2 separate regions of the Homo sapiens genome follow, and region 1 is linked to region 2. Evidence: chromatin contacts called from ENCODE Hi-C or POLR2A ChIA-PET data. All regions are on one chromosome and are shown on one strand. The core of a region is the stretch at or near the end of the contact, and the rest is flanking DNA. Distances in the headings are between cores, read along the strand shown.

The links. A loop is a pair of places that touch in the nucleus more often than their neighbours do. ChIA-PET counts read pairs that join two places held with the same protein, here RNA polymerase II (POLR2A). Pooled maps may share reads with other maps.
Region 1: a pooled map shows a loop between it and region 2 (2.0-fold over the local background). The contact joins the promoter of DUSP19 here to the enhancer-like site in region 2. A Hi-C loop is called at or near these places in 1 of 50 pooled maps. POLR2A ChIA-PET finds 5 or more read pairs at or near these places in 4 of 52 experiments (AG04450, IMR-90, MCF 10A and 1 more).

The regions. Positions count from the first base shown.
Region 1 is chr2:183,077,143-183,081,778 of GRCh38, forward strand. DUSP19 (dual specificity phosphatase 19) reads left to right here and starts at 1,605. Exons shown (of 4, transcript NM_080876.4): 1 at 1,605-2,017. The coding sequence starts at 1,792.
Region 2 is chr2:183,008,933-183,013,616 of GRCh38, forward strand. The region is part of intron 2 of NCKAP1 (NCK associated protein 1); the gene reads right to left. Among named protein-coding and RNA genes, the nearest start is that of NCKAP1, 27 kb to the right of the region's middle. Within about 2 kb of position 1,344, at least 3 of the 41 ENCODE cell types and tissues checked have a DNase peak (open chromatin) inside an H3K27ac peak, as active enhancers do; they include IMR-90, where a contact is called at or near this core.

The DNA.
Region 1 (4,636 bases), core at 355-2,854, 68 kb after region 2:
ACCTCCTTAGCTCAGGTGATCCTCCCACCTCAGCCTCCCAGGTAGCTGAGACTACAGGCACGTGCCACCAAACCTGGCTAATTTTTTGTATTTTTTAGTGGAGTTGGGGTTTCATCATGTTGCCCAGGCTGGTCTCGAACTCCTGGGCTCAAGCAATCCACCCATTTTGGCCTCCCAAAGTGCTGGAATTACAGGCATGCGCCACTGTACTGGGCCTATTCCTTTTTCAAGAGGGAGAAGTTTGGTTTATATCTCAGTTTGCTCAGGCTGCTCTAACAAAATGCCATAAACTTTGTTGCTTAAACAACCGAAATATATTTTCTTACAGTTCTGGAGGCTGAGAAGTCCAAGATCAAGGTGCTGGCCTATTCAGTTCCTGCTGAAAGCTCTCTTCCTGGCTTGCAGACAGCCAGCTTCTCCTTATGTCCTCATACTGTCTTTCCTTGGTCCATATAGGGGAGCAGGCAGATTTCTTTCAGTTCTCCTGAAGCCACTAAACCCATCATGAGGACCCTACCCTAGGGTCTTAGTCTAATCCTAAATTACATCCCAAAAGTCCCATTTAAATACCATCACCTTGAGGTTTAAAGCTTTAACATATGCATTTTGAAGGGACAGAAATAGTCAATCCATAACAGTTGAATTTTTTTATGTCAGAAAGTTTCAACAACAACACAAATTTTAATATGTGGTATTGGAAGAAAAGTTTTCATAAGTGCAACTTCTTCATTTTATATATGTGTTTATACATTGTGTTGAAATTCATTTAAAATTACATTTACTTTAATAGGGGTTTGAAAAATTTCTCTTTAAAGGAATCTTGTGATTTCTTTTGCAAAACTTTTTTTTGGTAATCAGAATCATCGTTCTATAATTTATTTATCTGTTTTACAAATTTGGATGCTTACACAATTGATTTTCTTAATTCTTCGTATGGATGGACTTGCTGCAATTCTTATTTAGGATGTATATTTACTGTATGAAATGAAAATGTAGGCTGAAAGTCAGAAAATAAATAAATTTTAAGCTCTTGTCAATCTACATATATGAGCATAAATTTTAAAAAATATATCTTTTTTCCCAGTTTATTTAAATTGTTGCCTCACAAATACGCACAACAACTTTATCTAGTAAACGTTCCTCTTGCATTAACAGCAAAAGCAGAAGGTGTGAAGGATACAGGAAGCGAGAAATAACTTTTAACGTCTGCTCTAGCCCTCCTGGACTAGCCTAAAAGCAGACAGGCAGGAAAGGCTTTGGGACATAGGGTGATTTGCAAGGTGACTCCGCCGGTCTCTTTCAAGCGGGAGCGATACACAGGTCAGCCCGGATCGTCCATGGTCACTGCCGTAAGTGACACTAACAGAATATATCAGAAAATCACTGCCTTTAAAGAACCAGGACATATCATTCCTCTCTCCAACGAAGTCTTATATTTTACCATTCTGCGTGTATTAGAAAGCTAAATTTAAACAGCAACAATAAGAAATCTTCCCCAGTGGATCCCTCGAGCCTTTCGGGAAAATGCAGGTTTCTGGCTGACAGGAAGAAGAAACAGCATCCAATCGGCACTTGTGTCTCAATGACCAATCAAATTTCGCCTTACATTGCATCGCTGGGATAAACGGAGCTGGACGACTCAGTCTCTTGGTCTGTGGCTGCTGCGGTTACCTGGATGGGCGAGCACCTCTGAGGCTGGCTTTGTTACCTGGGCAATAAGGGACTAGCAGTTCAGCCGTTTTCTATGCCTGCTGGATTTGTTTGTATTTGTTCCCAGCCACTGCTCATGTAATGTACTCCCTTAACCAGGAAATTAAAGCATTCTCCCGGAATAATCTCAGGAAGCAATGCACCAGGGTGACAACGCTAACTGGAAAGAAAATTATAGAAACATGGAAAGATGCCAGAATTCATGTTGTGGAAGAAGTAGAGCCGAGCAGTGGGGGTGGTTGTGGTTATGTGCAGGACCTTAGCTCGGACCTGCAAGTTGGCGTTATTAAGCCATGGTTGCTCCTAGGTGAGTATATCGACTTGCCACTAGATCATTGAGTCCTTTTAGCCAGATTACGTTCTCATTTTCCCCCTTTATGCGTAATAGTCTGTATTATCAGCTATCCTGCCGAAAAGCTGAACTGTTTCCTTTTTTGGATATGGAACTTCCATTAGCCAGCTAGAGCCGTTTCTGCCTCACAGTGTACCCATAAGAAGCATAGATGCTATTCTCGTAGCACTTGGCACTGCATATTTGAATTTTAGAAAAGCTTTCTTCCCGTTTCTCTAACTTCTCTGGAGAATAACACATTGATGTTGTGTTTTCTTGGCTTATAAAAAATACAGCTTGAAAAAAAAGGAATGAAAAAAGAATGTTTGTATCAGGCAGAACTACAAGTGACAATGGTTAAAGTTATAGAAAAGTTAATACTCGAAATAGTCCTGTGCTTGCTGGCCTGCGCAGCTCTTACAGACCGTGCGGAATACATGCCTCCTGTGGCCACGTCTGTTCATGGTGTCTGTTTTTGGAGTGTTTAAGAGAAGGAGATCTTAAGATCTTATGATTTATTTCGTATTATGGAAATACTGAGCCCCTATACAAGCATAGTTCACAAATAGCAAATGAAGCAAGGTTATAAAAGTGCAAACTTGTTAATTTGGCAAGAATATGGTATGGTGTTCTTAAAAAAATAGTCAAGAATGTTTTCAAGTACGTCTGAATTATTTCTATTTATGAATAGAGAAATTAAGACTTGGAAAGACTAAATGACTTATCACTATGCAGCTAAGGCATTCTTGAATAGAGAGAAGACTGAGAAATAGCCCAGGTGCTGTTCACCTAGTGTCTTACTCCTTTGAGGAATCCTGTGAAGTAGGGATTATCAGCTTTGTTTTACAAATAGAAACCAGGATTTAAAATTGGTGAAGTAATTTACACAAGGTAACACACCTGGTAAATAACAGACGTATGCATCAAGCCCAAGTCTGATGGACTCCTGCTGTCCATTGTTATACTAGGCTGCCTCACATAGACCAAGTTTTCAATCCTGCTCCGCCTCTAATTTACTAGATTAGCTGGTGCAAGCCATTTATCCTTTCTGGTCCTCCAAAAAGCCATTTGTAAAGATGAAGTAACAGTATCTGCTTATGTCATAGGATCCTCCTGAGGTTGTTGTAAAAGGTTTTTGATGCAAATCAATTGCAGTGTACATATAAGTTATTAAATATTATATGAATTGTTACATAGGCTGTCTTTAAATTCACCAAATAAATGTCTCTAACTAGTTTCTACAGTCCCGTGAAAAACTGTACCATATTCTTGTCACATTTACAGTGAAAAAGTGAGTTATTTAGGTAATCTGAAAAGTTCACCTAGGCCCTGCTCACCATATCTAGGAAAGAAAATACGTCCTGGCACATTTTTCAGTTATTTTGGCTTCCACTGTAGTAATCATGGCTTGGAATAATTATGGTAGAATTTTCATATATCATTCACCAATTTAGGGTCTTCATGAACTTTGCTTATTACTATTATTTGTGGACTTACCCAAAGTGAACTGATCAAGGTAGTGTTCTGAGATTGGGGTTGGAAACCTCCCCAGGATAGTGGGAGAGTCCTGGGAGGAACTTCTGAAACTAGCCCTAATAAGGTCTTCTCTGGAATGGGATACTTTCATCAGGAGCAACCTCCTCCCTTCTGAAAGCTCACCTTTTTCTGCCTAATTACAAGTGCCTCATTCCTAAAGGATCCATGGGTGGTTCCACCCGCAGTTCTTCTACATGAATGTTGAAAGAGTTGTTTCTGACCAGACTTAGTTTACGTCTGGGAGACTGGGGTTGTTTGCAGGTTGGTTCTAAGAGCTTCTTTCACCTCCTCAAAGCGACACAGCTTCCTCCCAGCATCGCATGCCAAACAACTTTTGGTTTGGGTGATGAATAAAGAAAATGAAGAGTTGTAAAAATGTAATCTTTTTTAGTTCGTAAACTCTAAAAAGTGACTGCATTTAAAAAATATTACATAGGCCCTCGAACCATTTAAAAATGGAGAAAAGATTTTAGACAGCATTTTTGTCCTAGGCTTTGAACATTATATATAGACAGATAATTATTTATTATTTATTTATTTATTTTGAGATAGGGTCTCAAAATAAATCCAGGGTGGAGTGCAGTGGCACGATCTTGGCTCACTGCAACCTCTGCCTTCCAGGCTCCAGCGATCGTCCCACCTCAGCCTCTGAATAGCTGGGAATACAGGTGCACACCACCATGCCTGGCTAATTTTTTTGTACTTTTTGTAGAGATGCGGTTTTACCATGTTGCCCAAGCTGGTCTTGAACTCCTGGGCTTGAGCAGTCTGCCCGCCTTGGCCTCCCAAATTTCTGGGATTACAGGCATGAGCCACCACGCCTGACTAAACCACCAAATTTCAATTATTTGAACCTATTTTTTCCTCTGGAGTTGGTTAGGGCTTTCTACATTAGAAAACAGAATTTTAAAAAAAATTATGAAGTATTTCAAATTTATAGAAAATTACAGAAACTAATAGACAATTATGTATATACCATTCAGCTTTAACAAATGTTAATATTTTGATAGGCTAACTTTTAAGTATAATAAAGCTGAATGTGAGCTCAGTAGCGAACCT
Region 2 (4,684 bases), core at 94-2,593:
AGAATAGTCATGTTTTAAAAGAACCTTAGACTCCTACTTAAAATCTTTTGTAGTGTATTTCTTTTTTCATATACAAAGTGATTATACTGGCAGTAAATATTTCAAAAATGCATTTTTCTGAGGAAACTGTAGTAAATATATTTTAGGAAAATGTATCCAGGCCAGGTGCGGAGGATCACGCCTGCAATCCCAGCACTTTGGGAGGCCGAGGTGGGCGGATCACCTGAGGTCAGGAGTTCAAGACCAGCCTGGACAACATGGTGAAACTCCATCTCTACTAAAAATACAAAAATTAGCCGGCATGGCAGGTTAGCCACCTGTGGTCCCAGCTACTCTGGAGGCTGAGGTAAGAGAATCACTTGAACCTGGGAGGTGGAGGCTGCAGTGAGCCAAGATTGTGCCATTGTACTCCAGCCTGGGCAACAAGGGGAGGGGAAGGGAGGGGAGGAGGAAAGAGGGAGGGGGAGGGGGAGACAGGAAAGAGGGAAGGGAAGGAAGGAAGGAAGGAAGGAAGGAAGGAAGGAAGGAAGGAAGGAAGGAAGGAAGCAAGCAAGCAAGCAGGCAAGCAAGCAAGGTTGGTTATCCTAACACTAGCCTAGTAAAATATGCATTACTGAATTACTGAGTGTTTAAGATGTATACTAAATTGAATCCTCTTAATACTTTTTCAAGGTACATTACTTTTTTTATTGTGGTAAAATACGCATAAAATTTGCCATGTTAACCTTTTCAAAGTGTGCCGTTCAGTGACTTTAAGCACATTTGCACTGCTGTGCAACCATCAGCACCATCCATCTCCAGATGGTTTTCATCTTCTCAATCAAAATACATTTTAGTCCTCATTTTCCAGATACAGAAACAGACCAGAAAAGGGTAAGATGCCAATCCGGGTCTATGAGATTCCAAAACTTGAAACACTTCTTCAATACACTTCAACATTCAAGTTGCTATACAATGACATAAAAGTAGCGTAGGGACAAGCTAAAGAAAACATTTGTATTTAATTATATTATAATCAATTACACAGACTTAAACTTCTAAAAAATCTAATTCAACTGTTTCACTTTATAATTAAGGTTATGTTTCTCTAAGTTCACACTGCTAGTCTTCTGTTTAAATTAATTCTGGAATGCACAAAGAGTTTTCTATTAAAGAACTGAAAGGCAAAGAAAAAAACTTAAAATTTGTGTCCATGCCTCCTTGCAATAGAACTCTACTGCCTCCATTAAGCACTGTTGTCTATTTTCCCCACCCTTCCCATCTTGGCTGGCCTTGTGACTTGCTTTGACCAACAGAAAGCAGCAGAAACAACGAGTCACTTCTAAGTCCAGGGCAAGGTCTTGTAACTTCTGATTTTGCTCTTTTGGAACACTGCCCTGACGTGCTGTATGTGAGGAAGCCTGAGATATCGTATCACATAGAGAAAGGGCACTTCAGCATCCCTGCTGTTCCAGCTGGGCCCATCCCCCAGAATGCACCAGTGGAATGCACTGCGGTAACCTAAAACCAGTGAGACCAGCAGAGAAACTACCCAGTCAACCCACAGAATCATAAGAAACAAGCTGCTGTCGTTTTAAGCCATGAAATTTAGAGGTGACCTGTTATGCAGCAATAGGTAACTGACACAATTAATATCAAGTTCAGCAATATAGATTAAAATAATTTCTATTTCACCACCTGAGCACATTAATGTGCCTCAGCTAAAACTTTTGGAAATTTAAGATTCTGGCTATAGATGGTCAAATTAAAGCAAACTTTGAAATTAATTTTATCATCAGTACTACAAAAATCACTAATTATATACCGTGGTATAGTGGGGTTGGTCAAGTGTAACATTTTTGTATAAAGGGTATCACATTGCATTAATGATAACACAATTTACCTCACTTAATGGCACTATTTTCCATTACAAATAGAAATATAAATAGGTTAGTTCCTTTACATTCAATTTTAATAATTTTTTAAAACCTTTCTAATATGTGATTAACTTACTTTCAAAACCAGTAGACCAGGCATAAATCAAGCTTTTCTTACTGATTAGATGTCATCATTGTAATTGATAATTATACAGATTTATTTATGTCAAGATGGCCTCAGATGCTACTGACTTGTACAAGATAATCTGACATTAAATGGTCCTTGCCTGCTATACTTAAGAGTTTTTATTTCTCTATCAATTATCATTTGCTCCTGATGAGAGTTCCTTTTAACGTACAGTGTGTTAGAAAATATACTTGTTACAATTTTGCCTAACCGGACTCAACAAGTTTGGTCATAGGAGAACCAAAATGCTTTTCTCTGAATAAACTTCATTTATTCTAGAATACATTTCTAGTTGTTCAAAATCATTTGGTTTTTTACAGCTTTATTAAGGTACAGTTTACTTACCATGAAATTTACCCATAAGTGAAAAATAATTTTAGTAAATTAGAGTTGTGAAACTATTCACTCTATCCAGCTTTAGAACATTTCCATCACCCCAAACCCTTGTGCCCATTTACAGTTAATCCTGCTGTTACTCCCAAGCCCTAGGCAACTACTGATTTGCTCTCTTTATCAATAAGCTTGCCTTTTCTAGACATTTCCTATAAAAGAGAATCAGACAATATGCAGCTTTTTACATCTAGCTTCACTTATTCATGTTATAGCGTTTATCGTAGTTTGTTCCTTTTAATTGGTGAGTAGTATTCTGTTAAATGTACACACTACATTTTGTTTATTCATTCGTCAGTTAATAGGCATTTGAATTGTTTCCAATTCGGGGCTATCATGAATAACAAATTCTGCTATGAACATGTCTTTGGGTAGACATATTTTCATTTCTCTTCGGATAAGTCCCAGAAGTGGAATTGCTTTCTTCCTAACTCTGAGATATGATTCAAAGAGGCAAGTGACATGAAAAGTACAGATAAGTGAAGAGTTACTGTAATAACATATTATTCAGACAACAAATATCTTAACCTATTATATTACCAGGCATTGTGGGAGAAGCTGAGAAAAACTATGAATAATGTACTGACCCTGCCCTAAACAAGCTCATTGTCTAGTGAGGGATGTGTATATACGTGTACAGGGAACTCCCAATTGTTTTTTCTTTTTGGTTTGGTTGGCTTTTTTGTTCTTTTTAAGGTAAATATCCAGTTTTTGAAGCTGATTAACTTCTAGGTGCAAGGTTTAAAGATGGTGAAAAACTACTATGATCAATTCCCATATTCCCTTCAAGACAAAGGTTTTCACCAACTGGCAATAACATGAAAAGGGTAACAATAAAAACAAAATCTACACATTAGTGTGATAAAGACCACAATAAGAAAGGTCAGAACTTCTAAGAGTGGTGAAAATGCTGAGCAAAACAGGGAAGTCAAAGGAGAGGCTGCTCTGAGTAGGTACCCATGAATGATTTTTGGTACATGAATACATACTGACAGAGGGCATGACAGCTGATGTTAAGTTTTCTCAAGCCTGTAAACAGGAATAAAGCTGATGTTTAAATTATCCTGGCTTCTGTCTGGCCTTTTTGGACATCTGTTGTTCTTGGGAGATTTGGAGACAAAGTGAGGTGGCATCACTGGGAGAATAATTCCCACTTAAAATCTGTAATACTCTGCCTCCACAAATTCTTTCAACACAGAGGGACCTCCTATCCATTCACTCTACCATCTTTTTACTGTCACTCATCCCCTTACGCCTTTTTTTTTTTTTTTTTAGACAGAGTCTCACTCTGTCCCAGAGTGTAGTGGCATGATCTCGGCTTACTGCAGCCTCCGCCTCCCAGGTTCAAGTGATTCTTGTGCCTCAGCCTCCCCAAGTAGCTGGGAAAACATGCGCACGCCACCACACCTGGCTATTTTTTTTTTTTTTTTGTATTCTTTAGTAGAGACAGGGTTTCACCATGTTGGTCAGGCTGGTCTCGAACTCCTGACCTCAAGTGATCCACTCACCTCAGTCTCCCAAAGTGCTATTACAGGCATGAGCCACTGTGCCCAGGCCCCCTACTTTCTTATCCATCTTAACTTTAAATGGCCCATCATTATAATTACTGCCTTGCCCTTCCCTCCCTCTTTCATAACTGTCTGATAAAACCTACAGTAGCAGAAAAGCATATACTTTGCTGACTCTGATCTCAACCTGATTTCATGATCATTGACCACAACTGAGTAGCAATACTACTCAAACTTTTCTGTCAATTCATTTTCCTACTGTCCTAGATGATTATTCCATTCCTTTCTCTCTCTCTCAAATCCCTCAATAATCTTCTTCAACTTGACAGTCAGCTTAAACCTAACCTGAGATCTACATTCATATAAACAATTGGCTATTTGATATCTCCACTCAGATTTCCAGTAAGCCTCTCAAACTTAACACGTCTAATATTGAGCTACTGAGTACTTCCCCCACTGCATTCACTGTACTACTCCCACTGCACTACCCCAAACCTATTTCTCCTGTTCTCTCACCCCATTATATCTTGACATGAGTTCAGGCCAAAAACCTTAAAGTCTTATTTCTCACTGTCCATACACCCAACACCCAATTCATCAGCAAATACTATAGGTTCTGTCTTCAAAAATATATCCAGAATCTGAACATTTCTCACCTCAACCACCCTAGTCCAAGCCACCATCAGCTCTCATCTCAATGATGGCAAATTTCCTAACTATTCTCCCTATTTTCACCTTTGCTC